2 separate regions of the Homo sapiens genome follow, and region 2 is linked to region 1. A link is an interaction called in ENCODE POLR2A ChIA-PET data of the cell type or tissue named here. Cell type or tissue: CD4-positive, alpha-beta T cell. All regions are shown on one strand. Links, peaks and the distances in the headings refer to the core of each region. The heading gives the core; the rest is flanking DNA.

Region 1 (4,392 bases), core at 72-4,071:
CGAGATTGCACCACCACACTCCAGCCTGGGCCACAGAGCGAGACTCTGTCAAAAAAAGAAAAAAGAAAAAGCCAGCTGAGAGAGAGGGAGGTGATTCCTAAAGCTGCGGAGTCTCCTCTGGGCCCACCTGAGGCAAACCCAGCCTCCACCAAGAGGCAAGTTTTGTGTCAGTTCCCAAGAACTCCAGAAGCCATGTGGGCCACTCCTTCTTCTTTTAGGGGGAGAATGTAGCTGTCAAATATCTCTTCATCTTATTAATAAAGCTAACAAGGAGCCAAGTATTTGTCAAAACCAATGCCAGGGGTCAGAGCAGTGTCCCGCTGATTGCCACAGCTGAAGACAAAGGAAAAGGAAGGAAGACTGTCATCGTCAATGTGGTTGCCATTGCAAAGGTGGCTAGGTGGCCTCTGTCACTGTGGGCTGGGAATCATAGCTCTAGTCTGATGCTAAAAAGGACCATGCAACTGTTCATGGAGCGCACAAATGACTGCCCAGACAACATAAAAAAACAGCATCTGGCCGGGCACGGTGGCTCACACCTGTAATCCCAACACTTTGGGAGGCTGAGGTGGCCGGATCACTTGAGATCAGGAGTTCGAGACCAGCCTGACCAACATGGTGAAACCCCATGTCTACTAAAAATACAAAAATTAGCCGTGCGTGGTGGCACAAGCCTGTAGTCGCAGCTATTCAAGAGGCTGAATCACTTGAACCCAGGAGGCGGAGGTTGCAGTGAGCCAAGATTGCACCACTGCACTCCAGCCTGGGTGACGGAGGGAGACTCCGTCTCAAAAAAAAAAAGGTGTCTGTGTTCCCACTGTGGAAACCTAAGCAGATTGGCTGGACAAACTTTAGAATGACAGGGACCCCAAAAACAGAAAGAAAAGCAAAATGCAGCCTAGTCTATCCCCAGGGGCGGTGGGGTCGTCTGGGGACAACAGAAGGATGAAGGCCCAGGATGAGGCAGAAAGGAGCTGATCTGGGGGTGAGGGAAACAGGGAGAGACTGACTGGTTGACTTTGGGAGGGGTGTCAGGGACGCTGGGGCCACTACCATGACTCTGAGGGAGACACAAGTTTTTCATGGGTTTTTCTCTGTGCAGAGTGGTGTAAGTCTGCTCTCACATCTCCCTTCCAGCAACCTTCAAGCAACCTCTAGTAGAGATTTGAAGTGGGATTTCTTTCTTTTCTTTTTTCTTTTTTTTTTTTTTTTTGAGATAGGGTCTGGATCTGTCACCCAGGTTGGAGTGCAGTGGCACAATCTTGGCTCACTGCAACCTCCACCTCCTGGGTTTAGGCGATTCTCGTGCCTCAGCCTCCCGAGTAGCTGGGATTACAGGCATACACCACCATGCCCAGCTAATTTTTTGTATTTTTAGTAGAGATGGGGTTTTGCCATGTTGGCCAGGCTGGTCTCGAACTCCTGACCTCAAGTGATCCACCCACCTTGGCCTCCCAAAAAAGTGCTGGGATTACAGGCCTGAGCCACTGCCCCCGGCCTTAGAGTGGGGTTTCTGTTCTCATTTGACTGTGTCATGGTTCTGAGACGAATCCTCAGGTGAGAAAGCAACGGGCCTGGCTTCCTTGGGCTCCTCAGCCATGGCCCTCCCAGAGCCCACCATGCCTGGAGGACCCAGCATGGGCCACAGACATGCACCTTCATTCTCACAAGTTCATCCGAGAGGAGGAGGAAGGAAAAGCCAAGGAAACCCAAAAGGCAGGTTAGAGAAAGAAGTCACTCTGTGTCCGCAAAGAGCTCCCCTCCCCTGGCCCTGTGCCCTTCACTCTCTATAGGTCAAGGTTTTGCTGGACTGTTTCCAGTGTTTGAGCCTGAATCCACCACGCCGGGGCTCCCTGATGCACTAATCCGGTGTTCAAAGAAGGGAAGGGCTGTGTGGCCCTGAACCTGTGCCTACACAGCAGAAAGAATTCCAACCTTTCCTTATCAGACATAAAGTGGATCTACAAAGGGTCACATTAGAGAGTTTTCCTTTTTAAATGGCTCTACAAATGTTCTGAGGTAGGCGGCGGAACTCAACTCCAAAGGTAGGGCTTGGACACTGGACCAAATTGAAGACTAGCTAAACAGGGACTGAGAGAAAGCAGCTTTCCATAAGACACGCCCACCAGTGTGCCGTGTCAGTTTACCGTTACCATGACAACACCGGAAGTTACCACCCCTTTCCATGGCAATGACCTGACAACCCAGAAGTTACCACCCTTTTTCTAGAAATTTCTGTATAGTCTGGCCCTTAATTTGCATATAACTAGATGGGCACACATATGATGCAGAACTGCCCTGAGCTGGTGCTCTGGGCACACTGCCTATAGGGTAGCCCTGCTCCACAAGGAGCAGTCTGTCTGCTGCTGCTGTGCACTGCCGCTTCAATAAAAGTTGCTGTCTAACACCACCGGCTCCCCTAGCTTGCCCTTGAATTCTTTCCTGGGCAAAGCCAAGAACCCTGCCAGGCTAAGCCCCAATTCTGGAGTTCACCTGCCCTGCATCAGTTGCACGTAGCACAGTTTCATTAGTTTGGCCTTGAGGGGCCAAGAGCAATCCTGCTTTGCACCACCCACCATGAAAGGGAGCAGGAGCTGGCGGGGTGCGGTGGCTCACGCCTGTAATCCCAGCACTTTGGGAGGACGAGGCGGGAGGATCACCTGAGGTCAGGAGTTCGAGACCAGCTTGGTCCAACATGATGAAACACCATCTCTACTAAAATTACAAAAATTAGCCAGGCATGGTGGCAGGCACCTGTAATCCCAGCTACTAGGGAGGCTGAGGCAGGAGAATCACTTGAACCCAGGAGGCAGAGGTTGCAGTGAGCCAAGATCACACCACTGCACTCCAGCCTGGGTGACAGAGCGAGACTCCATCTCAAAAAAAAAAAAAGAAAAGAAAAGAAAAAAGAAAGGGAGGATGAGCTGCCCTGGGGGAGGTTTGTGGACTTCTGAACTCATGTGAGCCAAGTCTACCAAGCCTCAGCTCACCAGCCTGTAGATTGCTCCTCATAAGGCCACTGCGGGCCTCAATATCATAAAACTCTATAGGGATATGGGTCACGTTAAGTATTGTCCTTTGACCTCATATCAAATGAACAAGCATCAGGAAAAATTGTGAAAGGGTTTGAAATAGGCCTAAAACATTCCTGGGTGTCTTCAACAAAAAGTAGAGGCAATCTAGCACATTCTTCCAGCTTATCTGACTCTTTGAGGTTTCTGTGCCTTTCATTGTCTTTGAGATATCTTATAATTTTCCAGGTTGTCCAGAGAAATGCAAGTTGTGACCAGTGGGGATGATGCAGTTGATAATTCCCCTAATGATATTGAGCAATTTTGCATCTTTTGTTTTGAGGCGGAGTTTCGCTCTTGTCCAGGCTGGAGTGCAATGGCACAATCTCGGCTCACTGCAACCTCCGCCTCCTGGGTTCAAGTGATTCTCATGCCTCAGCCTCCCGAGTAGCTGGGAGTACAGGCATGCACCACCACGCCCAGCTAATTTTGTATGTTTTGGTAGAGACGGGGTTTCTTCATGTTGGTCAGGCTGGTCTCAAACTCCCGACCTCAGGTGATCCACCCGCCTCAGCCTCCCAAAGTGCTGGGATTATAGCCGTGAGCCACCGCACCCAACCAGTTTTACATCTTTTAAGCCAACTCATTTTAGCATCCCTGATGGTAGATATCTGCATATCTAATGATCAATTGGTCAATCAATCTAATCATATATACATATCCTCTTTGATTCTCCTTTGAGTAAGTTATAGCATTTCACTGGTTCACTCATTAATTGATAAGTTAAATAAAATATTTGACACATGTTCATATTATATTTGCATGAGAGTTATGATTTTACTCCTAAAAATTATAAGACTCCGCTATGGAGCTTTTATTTAAATAATAATAACTAATATTTATTGAGTGCTTACATATTTCTCACGTTTCCTTTAATCCTATGAGTCAGTTACTGTTATTACCCTCTTTTTACAAGAGAGAAACAAGACTCTCAGAGAGGTTAGTACTCTTGTCCACGATCCCACAGCTGAAGTGGTGATGCTGGCTGCCTGCCTTCAGCCCTGAGCCCTAATTCCTCACACAGGGCCTCTGGAAGAAAAACATTTCAGGGCCCGGTGCGGTGGCTCACACCTGTAATCCCAGCACTTTGAGAGGCCAAGGCAGGTGGATCGCCTGAGGTCAGGAGTTTGAGACTAGCCTGGCTAACATGATGAAACCCCATCTCTACTAAAAATACAAAAAATTAGCTGAGCATAGTGGTGCACGCCTGTAATCCCAGCTACTCGGGAGGCTGAAGCAGGAGAATTGCTTGAACCCGGGAGGCAGAGGTGAGCCGAGATCACGCCATCGCACACAAGCCTGGGTGACAGAGTGAGACTCT
Region 2 (4,392 bases), core at 152-4,151, 180 kb before region 1:
GGTTCCCAGGCCCCTACTCACCATCTCTTCCGACCCAGCAGGGTCCTGCACCACCACCAACACAGCACAGGGTTTAGACGAAGAAACTAGCAGGCCCACTCCCTTCCACCACCGCATAGACCTTTTACCTGCCATGAAGAAAGCCCACTCTGGGAAGAGTGCCACATCCCAGAGGAAAGGGGGGTTCGAAAGCATCAATACAATTAGAATTTTGCTTTATAGATTGCTAGATGGCTCAAATAACAAAATCAAATTCAATTCACAGTAACTCATTGAAAACCAGGTCATGCGTTCAGCACAACCATACAAGGCCTGTGGAGGTTTATAAAAAATAATAATGGGGGCATCTACAGGGGAAAACTCAAGGAGACAACACATAGACATCAGAAAATGACATCAATATGGGGTCACAGAAACCCTAGAATAAGTAATGATAACTCAGGACAGGTGTGTCCTAAACAGATGGTACTTATCAAGTAAAGAAGTCTGGGAATAACTTTTTTTTTTTTAAAGCAGAAAAGTCATCTATGTGTCTTAGAAGGAGGATATGCAGAGAAGAGAATATTGCAGGCTGGGCACAGTGGCTCAAGCCTGTAATTCCAACACTCTGAGAAGCCGAGGCGGGAGGAATGCTTGAGTCCAGGGGTTCGAGACCAGCCTGGACAATACAGCGAGACACTATCTCTATTTAAAAACAACAAAAAAAGAATATTGTGGATATGAAGCAACAGCACATGGAAGGGCATTGAGATGGGAACAAGGCAGCTACACAAGAGGGACGTTAACTGCTACCTGAAGCTGAGGGGTGGTGCTAGGGGTGAGGAAAGAATATTAATATTTGAGTTCAGGAGCAGGCAATCAATTGTTCCAAACCTCTAAATGTGCTTGAATTTATATTTAAATCTTAAAAAGAAAACCTTTCCATGTACTTTTCACCAATCATTCCTAAACCGTAGGCTCTTGAGAAATCTGAAAACCAGGAGTAAGCATTTTTCTTCAGAGGAATGAATGCCTGGAAGCCAAGAGAGTATGGTGCCGAAAGCCCAAGATATGAGAATAGTGTGTTGTGGCTGTGGTCACAAAACAACACATTTTTCTTTTCTTTTCTTTTTTTTTGTTTGTTTTTTGTTTTTTTGAGACAGAGTCTCGATCTGTCACCCAGGCTGGAGTGCAGTGGCAAGATTTCAGCTCACTCCAACCTCTACCTCCCGGGTTCAAGCCATTCTCTTGCCTCAGCCTCCCAAGTAGCTGGGATTACAGGTGTATGCCACCACAACCAGCTAATTTTTGTATTTTTAGTAGAAACAGAAATTCGCCATGTTGGCCAGGCTGGTCTTGAACTCCTGGCCTCAGGTGATCTGCCTGCCTTGGCTTCCCAAAGTGCTGGGATTACAGGCGGAAGCCACCATGCCTAGCCAAAACAACACATTTTCAAAAGCTGATGCTCATGGGGTAACATGTTAACAACAATGTACCTTTGGGAAAGGGTTTAAGATTCCATTTTTACTTTTGCATCCATTTTAAAGTTTGAAACTATGTCCAAATTAAAAACAAAAGCAGCATTCCTAACCACTGTTTGGCTTTGGGGATATCATGAGAGCTGCTCCCCTCCCGTCCCTATTGGTTCTACCAGTTGGGATTATCAAGCAGGGTTCCAGGCAGTAAGAGGAGAGAGCTGAAGTTGTACCATTCCTTAAATTCTCAAGCTTCATTTTGAAATAATGACAGATTCTCAGGAAGTTGCCAAAGTAGTACAGAGAGGTTCCATGTACTTTTCACCAATCATTTCTAAAATTTTAAAGGCAAATCTTGTAAGTCAGATAAATTCCAAGTGGTTAAGAAATCATGTTTTTAACTTTCATGCAATGTAAGAAAAATGCATTCCACCTGGCAGAGTAAAACTTCCCCTTAGAAGGACTTACAGTCTTTCTTAAGGTCTTTCTTTAATGGTCAAATTTAGGAAGGCATCTTCAATAGGTATCTCCCAAGTACATGAACAGGCACTTCACCCAAAAGTTCAAATGGCCAAGAAACAAATAAAAAACTCAACCTTACTAAAAATAATACAGAATTGGAAACAAACCGATGAAATAATTTCTCTCAATGATTAAAACATGTATGATGCTGGCAAGGGCACAATGAGACAAACCCTCTCTTGCACTAAGGCTGGAACATAATTAGCAAAAACTTTGCTGAAAACTGGTATTAGAAACTAGAAAATTAGTAAAAACTTTTCTGTAGTATAAAAGTAGTATAAAAAATAATAAAATATTTATAAAAAATAATGGGTGCATCCACAGGGAAAACTCAAGGAGACAACACATAGACATCAGAAAATGACATCAGGCTGGGCACGGGGGCTCACGCCTGTAATCCCAGCTCTTTGGGAGGTCGAGGCAGGCAGATCACAAGGTCAAGAGATCGAGACCATCTGGGCCAACATGGTGAAACCCCGCCTCTACTGAAAATACAAAAATTAGCTGGGCGTGGCGGTGCGCGCCTGTAGTCCCAGCTACTCGGGAGGGTGAGGCAGGAGAATTACTTGAACCCTGGAGGCGGAGGTTACAGTGAGCTGAGATCCTGCCACTGCACTCCAGCCTGGTGACAGAGTGAGACTCCGTATCAAAAAAAAAAAAAAAGAAAATGACATCAATATGGGGGCAAAAAATCCCTAGAATAAGTAATGAAAACTCAGGACAGGTATGTCCTAAACAGATGGTACTCATCAAGTAAGTACTCATCAAGCTGACACCAATGTACAAATGTCTGCACTGGGCAAAAAAAAGGAGAGGGTAGCATTAATTCTCATTTTCTCCATATAACAGGTTTAACAGTAATTGTTATTTGCTAATTTCAGGTATTTCCAAATACTTTTGTGATCTGGAAAAAAAATTATATGTAAACACATGTCAATCTTTTAAAAATTATTATAATCATTATCTTCAGAATATAAAATTGCCCTAGCCAATCCTCCGTGCCTTACCCACAAGAAAACTAAGGCAGAAAGACTCATTTTTATTAAATGAGGACACACTGTATGTATGTATGTAATCTGCTTTTATACTCAAGATTACACACTGAAGTAATCTATCATTAGCAAGGCCTTTAGTTTGAGTTCCACCAACTTGGTAGCAGTCTGGCCCTCTGGCAAATCATTTACCCTAACCAAGCCTAAGCTTCTTTTCATCTGTAAAATGGGAATGGCAACTGACTGTTCAGAAGATTAAACGAAACAACTTAAGCAAAGCACTGAGCATGATCCCTGGCACAGAGCAGCCCTCCCTAATTGTTTACTGTTCTTATAAGCATTTTCTCAAATCAAAGATTATTTCATGCATGATTTTTAATCGCTGTATAGGATGAATATTCCATAATGTAATTCAAGAATACCACTTGAATTTCTTATTACAAACAAGACTGCAATGCTGCACATGATGCTATAGATAAACCTTTGACTAGCTATAGATAAACCTTTGACTGCCCTCTGGTTATTTCCTTAGGAAATATTTCTAGAAGTGAAATGAGAGAGTTGAACCATATGTATACATCTTCACTTCAATAAAAAATATATAATTTCAAACTCATTGAAAAAAACTTCAAAAACAGATGTAGAGGAAAAGTGAAATTTTCTCCTCCTCCCTGCAAAATCAGCTTCATGGAAGACAATTTTTCCACGGACCAGAGGCAGCGGGGTATGGTTTCGGGATGATTCAAGTATACTGCATTTATTGTGCATTTCATTTCTATTGTTATTACATTGTATATAATGACACAATTCTACAACTCACAATAATGTAGAATCAGTGGAAGCCCTGAGCTTGTTTTCCTGCAACTAGACAGTCCTATCTGGGGGTGCTGGGAGACAGTGACAGATCATCAAGCATTAGATTCTCATAAGGAGGAGCAACCTAGATCCCTCGCATGCGCAGTTCACAGTAGGGTTTACACTCCTATGAGAATCTGTGCCGCTACTGATGTGACAGGAGGTGGAGCTCAGGCAGTCATGCGAGGGATGGAAAGGGGCTGTAAATACAGATGAAGCTTTGCTCACTCACCCACAGCTCACCTCCTGGTGTGCAGCCTGGTTCCTAGCAGGCCATGGACCGCTCCTGGTCTGTGGCCCGGGGATTGGGGACCCCTGGTTTAGAACGTATCTTTCCAGACCTTTCATAGGCATTTTGTGTGCATACAAAAGGTAGTGCGCACAAATAAAGTTGTTTTTGTTTTTACTTTTAAATGAGATCATATTATACAAATTGTTTTGCATTTGTTTTTTACTTACTATTTCTTGGACCACCTCCTATGGCCTATACCTATGGACTGACAGGTACACACACACACACACACACACACACACACACACACACACACCTTTTCTACACAGTAAGGTAT

What was found. Peaks named below come from ENCODE experiments on the same cell type or tissue, not always from the same donor. Only the 100,000 strongest peaks of a DNase experiment are listed, where the experiment ranks them.
Region 2: POLR2A ChIA-PET joins it to region 1 with 6 read pairs; 4 of 35 experiments call an interaction of 5 or more read pairs at or near these places.

Annotation. Positions count from the first base shown.
Region 1 is chr17:64,404,842-64,409,233 of GRCh38, forward strand. No RefSeq gene overlaps it. Among named protein-coding and RNA genes, the nearest start is that of PECAM1, 16 kb to the left of the region's middle. RefSeq lists an enhancer at 47-126. In CD4-positive, alpha-beta T cell, for the core only: no CTCF peak of the experiment used is centred there; a DNase peak (open chromatin) is centred at 2,170.
Region 2 is chr17:64,224,601-64,228,992 of GRCh38, forward strand. All of the region lies in intron 1 of TEX2 (testis expressed 2), which reads right to left. Among named protein-coding and RNA genes, the nearest start is that of TEX2, 36 kb to the right of the region's middle. In CD4-positive, alpha-beta T cell, for the core only: no CTCF peak of the experiment used is centred there; no DNase peak of the experiment used is centred there.